Linked DNA regions of Homo sapiens: region 1 is linked to region 2. The links are chromatin loops, found by intact Hi-C in ENCODE. Cell type or tissue: B cell. All regions are shown on one strand. Each heading gives the region's core, and the rest is flanking DNA. Links, peaks and the distances in the headings are about the cores only. Region 1 holds the start of MIR5088 (microRNA 5088). Region 2 holds the start of LIN7B (lin-7 cell polarity scaffold B).

The links. A loop is a pair of places that touch in the nucleus more often than their neighbours do. Peaks named below come from ENCODE experiments on the same cell type or tissue, not always from the same donor. Only the 100,000 strongest peaks of a DNase experiment are listed, where the experiment ranks them.
Region 1: a loop joins it to region 2, with 3 times the contacts of the local background. A loop is called at or near these places in 4 of 110 quality-filtered maps.

Annotation. Positions count from the first base shown.
Region 1 is chr19:49,679,510-49,682,394 of GRCh38, forward strand. It overlaps PRMT1 (protein arginine methyltransferase 1), which reads left to right. Exons shown (of 11, transcript NM_001536.6): 2 at 363-416; 3 at 978-1,079; 4 at 2,401-2,556; 5 at 2,687-2,750. It overlaps MIR5088 (microRNA 5088), which reads left to right and starts at 2,608; the gene lies at 2,608-2,686. RefSeq lists silencers at 1,037-1,406, 1,253-1,417. In B cell, for the core only: CTCF peaks have their summits at 1,375 (motif pointing left) and 1,577; DNase peaks (open chromatin) are centred at 1,342 and 2,544; H3K27ac peaks cover 907 bases.
Region 2 is chr19:49,112,768-49,115,668 of GRCh38, forward strand. It overlaps LIN7B (lin-7 cell polarity scaffold B), which reads left to right and starts at 1,603. Exons shown (of 6, transcript NM_022165.3): 1 at 1,603-1,674; 2 at 2,082-2,200; 3 at 2,493-2,564. The coding sequence starts at 1,638. RefSeq lists a silencer at 1,423-2,002. In B cell, for the core only: a CTCF peak has its summit at 1,520; a DNase peak (open chromatin) is centred at 1,564; H3K4me3 peaks cover 1,573 bases.

The DNA.
Region 1 (2,885 bases), core at 386-2,885, 570 kb after region 2:
ACCTAATCTGGAGGAGATTAGGTGATGAGAGGGAGCGACAGCTGGCGGTGGTGGGTGCCAATTCCCCTGGCCTGGATGGGGGAGGTGTGTGGTCAGCTGCCTGGCCAGAGAGGGGCAGCGTGGGGGTGGGCCACCATCTCTCCAGCCACAGCTGGGATAGGAGACCCCCCTTTCTTCTCCCCTCACTTTTCCCACCCTTTCTTAAACACCCCACCTCATTACTTGCCCCCTTCGCCACCACTCCCCACCAAGAAGGAGAATTGCTGGAAACCCACCCCCCGGCCAGAGCCCAGGTTCCGCCACCCAGCCCTCCCACAGCCACTCCCAGTAGCTAATCCTTTTTCCCTGTTACTCTCTCCTAGAATTTTGTAGCCACCTTGGCTAATGGGATGAGCCTCCAGCCGCCTCTTGAAGAAGTAAATATCCTTTTGTGAGACCCCTCCCCACCCTGACCTCCACATCAATATATCTTGCCACACATCTGGCCCTTTCTTGAGGTCTAACCATACCCCTCTTGCTTCAAACCAGTTTACCCCAGGCCCCCAGACACTTAGTAGCAACCCCTCCAGGTTCACAGCCCCCGCTGGCCTCCCCCAGTATCGCCGCTACTTCCTTAACTCCACCTCCAACCCCCCTTTGCCCTTCCCTGTGTCTGCCCCCATTTTCCTTCCCCTCCCCTCCCCAGCTGTGGGCTGAGCTAGAGACGGGGTCAGAGAGACTGGAGAGATGGTAGGCGTGGCTGAGGTATCGGGGTGCTCCCCTGGATGGTGCTCTGGGGGGGTCCTGGAAGTGGAAAATGGGGTTGTTAGGTTTTGGGGTTCCTGGGGGGGCAAGATGGCAGGCGGGGGCTGTAGGGTTGTCATGGTATGATTTTGGGGGTTCTATACTACTCTTCAGGGAAAAGTAGGGCGCTGGAGGTTTAAGAGGCTGTGGGGAGCCCCCAGATCTGACCCATGATCCCATCGGCCCCCTCCCAGGTGTCCTGTGGCCAGGCGGAAAGCAGTGAGAAGCCCAACGCTGAGGACATGACATCCAAAGATTACTACTTTGACTCCTACGCACACTTTGGCATCCACGAGGTCAGTGGGGACAGTCCCCAAGGCCCCAATCTTAGGGGGGCTTAAATGTTGGGGAAGGGGTGGAACCTGTTTTCCCACGCATGCGCACTGCTTCCCCTGGCCGCAGGCCGCCCCCCTGCCCCTCTGCTGCGCACTTCCTAGGGTCGCCTCGCCAAGCCGTTGCCTTGGAGACCGAGGTTAGCCTGAATCTCTGCAGGGGCCTCGCGCCGAAGGCTGGGGTGGGAGAGCGCATGCGTGCCTGGGGCCTTAGCCAGAGGTCGGGCAGGGCCCACTGGTCTCTGCCGCCCTCTAGTGACCGGCGGTGGGACTGCGCCCCGGCTGCTCCCGCCCTAACAGCTTCTGCACACTTCAGATCTGACTGAAGACACTGAAATCCCAGAACGAAGCTGGGGTGGCATTCTAAGGAATTTTCTTTTCCCCCTGAGGCCTTTTTCATAAAATTGTGGCAAAATATGCATAAAATTGCCATTTTTTATTTTTAGAGACGGTCTCGCTCTGTCGCCCAGGCTAGAGTGCATTGGTGCAATCATGGCTCACTGCAGCCTCGACCTCCCCGGCTCAGGTGATCCCCCCACTTCCACTTTCGGAGTAGCTGGGACCACAGGCGCGCGCCACCACGCCCAGCTGATGTTCTTATTTTTCTGTAGAGATAATCTTGCCTTGTTGCCCAGGCTGGTCTCAAACTCTTGGGATCAAGTGATCCTCCGGCTTTGGCCTCCTGAGGTGCTGGGATTACAGGCGTGAGCCACCGCTCCCAGCCTGAGGACTTTTAAAAGCCAGGGTTCACTGGTTCTTAGGTAGCAGTGGTGAAGTCCGGCCAAGATTGGAGTTTAGACCATCTAATCTGATTTTTTAAAAAGGGAAACTGGCTGGGCGCAGTGGTTCACGCCTGTAATCCCAGCACTTTAGGGGGCTGAGGTGGGTGGATCACCTGAGGTCAGGAGTTGAAGACCAACCTGGGCAATATGGTGAAACCCCATCTGTATGAAAAATACAAAAATTAGCCGGGCATGGTGGTGTGCACCTATAATCTCAGCTACTTGGGAGGCTGAGGCAGGAGAATCACTTGAACCCAGGAGGCGGAGGTTGCAGTGAGCTGAGATTGCACCATTGCACTCCAGCCTGGGCAACAGAGTGAGATTCCATCTCAAAAAATAAAATAAAATAAAAATAAATAAATGAATAAATATAAAAGGGAAACTGAGGTGCATGGAAGAAAGCGAGAGGGCCGAGCTCTGGCCCTCCGAGCTCTCAGGACACGCTGTTCTCCAGCTGGGGATATGGGGCCCCTCACGGCGTCTCTGTGCCATTCTTGCCCTAGGAGATGCTGAAGGACGAGGTGCGCACCCTCACTTACCGCAACTCCATGTTTCATAACCGGCACCTCTTCAAGGACAAGGTGGTGCTGGACGTCGGCTCGGGCACCGGCATCCTCTGCATGTTTGCTGCCAAGGCCGGGGCCCGCAAGGTCATCGGGGTGAGTCTCCAGGGTGGCCAGGCGGGGCCGGGCCTGAGGGATGGAGGGGAGCCCATCAGGGCTCAGGGATTGGATGGAGGTGATGGGGGCAGGGGATGGGTCTCACCCTCCCTTCTTCCTGGGCCCTCAGATCGAGTGTTCCAGTATCTCTGATTATGCGGTGAAGATCGTCAAAGCCAACAAGTTAGACCACGGTGAGCCCAGAAAGAGGATGGGTTTGTGGGAGTGGAGGGGGTGATGCCCTGCTTCCCCAGGGCCCTCTGAAGAGCAGTGGGGTCTACAGATGACCACAGATTCAGCAGCTCCCAACCCATGGTCTTTTGGGCTGC
Region 2 (2,901 bases), core at 301-2,800:
GTGGTTTTATTTACCACCTATGCCCCAATATTCAAACATGCCTGCAGACCAGGTTGCTCTTTTGAGCCCTAGACCTAGATCGATAGTTTCTCCCCATGGATTCTGCATAGGCTCCTCAAATTCAAAATATCCAGTATCGGCCAGGCAAGGTGGCTCGCGCCTGTAATCCCAGCACTTTGGGAGGCTGAGGCAGGTGGATCACTTGAGGTCAGGAGTTCGAGACCAGCCTGGCCATCATGGTGAAACCCCATCTCTATGAAAAATACAAAAATTTGGCAGGTGTGGAGGTGCACACCTGTACTCTCAGCTACTCAGGAGGCTGAGGCAGGAGAATTGCTTGCACCCGGGAGGCAGAGGTTGCAATGAGCCGAGATCACGCCACTGCACTCGAGACTGGGCAACAGAGGGAAGACTGTGTCTCAAAAACAAAATATCCAGTATCCCTCTTTCAGTGTAGACCATCTTAAAAATGGCACCAAAGCACCTTAATACTGTCTTCTCCTGCACCTCCCAATCCCCTTATATAGCCAAGCACCAAGGCTTGTCTAGACATTTCCCACATCTGCCCACCCATCTTCTGTGCTTTGGCCCTGGTGCTAGCTGCCACCTGGATGGCTGTGGTAGCCTCGTAAGTTGCCCCGCTGCTTCTCCTCTTGTTCTTGTCCAAACCAGTCTCCACAGTGGCTACAGTGATTTTTTTTTTTTCAATAGATACGAGGTCTCACTATATTGCCTATGCTGGTCTTGAACTCCTGGGCTCAAGTAGTCTTGCTGCAGCCTCCCAAAGCGCTAGGATTACAGGTGTGAGCCACCGTGCCCGGCCCCAGTGATCTTAAAATACAAATTTGAGGCCCAACCTGGGCGACAGAGCGAGGCTCCGTCTCAAAAATAATAATAATAATAATATAATAATAATACAAATTTGAGTGTCATATTTTTCTCTTAGGAGTTTGCATGAAGCCCCAAATCCTCAAGGCGCATATGCCAACGCAGGAGCCCAGGCATAAACTATCCTGCCGACCTTTTCACCTCATCATCAACCAATCCTAACTCTGCTTCCAGCCACGTGGGCTCTTTCTGGGTGGTGGGGGTGACCCAAGCTCCACCTCTTGTTCATCTTACCTCCCAGGACTGTATGTCAATGTCCCTCCTCTAGGATTTCCTTCGTTTTCTAGATCATCACCTCCCCACTCTCAGCTCTCATCACAGCCGTAGTTGGTCGTCTACCTCCCCTATAGACTGGAAGCTTCGTTCGGGCCGTGGGCTTGGCTGTCCTGCTCACCACGGTGTCCATGACTTGGGCTCAGATGTTTCACAAGAGTTTGTTGAATGAATGTGGGGAAAGGATGGACAGGGGATAGACGGGTGTGGAGGGCAGGCAGACACGGATCCTGAAAGGTACACACAGACCGAACCTGCAGTGGGAGGGGTCGCCAACAGGACCGACTGGCCGGGGCGGAGGGCAGGGCGCGGCTGGCGCGCGGCAGGTGGTCGGAGCAGTCGGGCGAGGGAGAGCTGGGCGCTCTCCAGGCTGCGCCTCCGCAGGGGGCGCCCGTGGCCCGGGGCGTGGCCTCGCGCAGCCCCGCCCTCCTCGCCGGCGCCAGGGCAGGCGGGCGGCTGGCAGCTGTGGCGCCGACATGGCTGCGCTGGTGGAGCCGCTGGGGCTGGAGCGGGGTAAGCGTGCGCCAGGGGGCCCTGCCCACCCGGGCCGCGGCCTACATACCCAGCCCCCGGTCCCCGCCCTTCCCGGGTCAGGCCAGTGCGGGTGGGCCAGCGGACCCGGAGGGGGTGGGCGGGGCGGGCGCCGGGGCCGGGCGGTCGCTAGGTGTGGGAGGCTCCCTGGGCGCGGGCCGGGACGCTGGGCGCCCGCCTTACAACCCGGCCTGTGGAGGGGTCCCGGGGCCGCAGGGCCGCTGGTGGCAGTCTCTCCTGCGCCACCCTGGACTCTGCGGGGTGTCCGACTAGGCTTCGGCCGTCCTCCCCGGACTGTGCGCTCGGCCTCACTCCGCCGCTCTCCTTGCTTCTCTGCGTCTCGGGGTCTCTGACACTCGGGGTTTCTGCGCCCCGCCCCCGCCCCGCAGACGTGTCCCGGGCGGTTGAGCTCCTCGAGCGGCTCCAGCGCAGCGGGGAGCTGCCGCCGCAGAAGCTGCAGGCCCTCCAGCGAGTTCTGCAGAGCCGCTTCTGCTCCGCTATCCGAGAGGTGAGGGGCGCGCGGCGCAGGGGCGCGAGCTGGTGGCCGTCGTCCTCCTCCTCCTCCTCCTGCTTGTCCCGAGCCCGGAGACTACGCCTCCCGGCAGCTCCCGAGGCGGCCCGCCTTGGGGTGCCAACGCTTCAGCTCAGGGGTTCTTCGGGAGTTGTAGTTTTCTCGGCCTTCTGTTGCGGGGGCGGGGCGGATCCTTGCGTGGTAGCGGGAGAGGGTCTAGAGGCCTGAACTCCTGCGTCTAGGGCTGGAGGAGCTGGCGACTCCCTGATGCCGCTGCCTCCTCACCCAGGTGTATGAGCAGCTTTATGACACGCTGGACATCACCGGCAGCGCCGAGATCCGAGCCCATGCCACAGCCAAGGTGGGCCCCGCACCCCATTGCTCCTGGTGTCTATTTAACTGCCTAGTCGAACTCAATATCTCCTTCATGCCAGTCATTTCTGTTTCCTCCCTCATGATTTTTGCTAAATCTATGTGCCACCTTACTATTAGTAAATAATCGCACATTTTTAACTTAAATGTCATACTAAGGCATCTTTAGCAACTGCAAATGGAAACAGTATGGCATGGTTGGTAGAAGATAACCTTCAACATCTGTACAGTGCAAACCAGGAAACTCATGGCGCTCTGACCTCTCACTGCACAATAGTTAGATGCTGCTACCTCTTGCTGCTGTCCGGAGGCTCAGATCTCCCTCC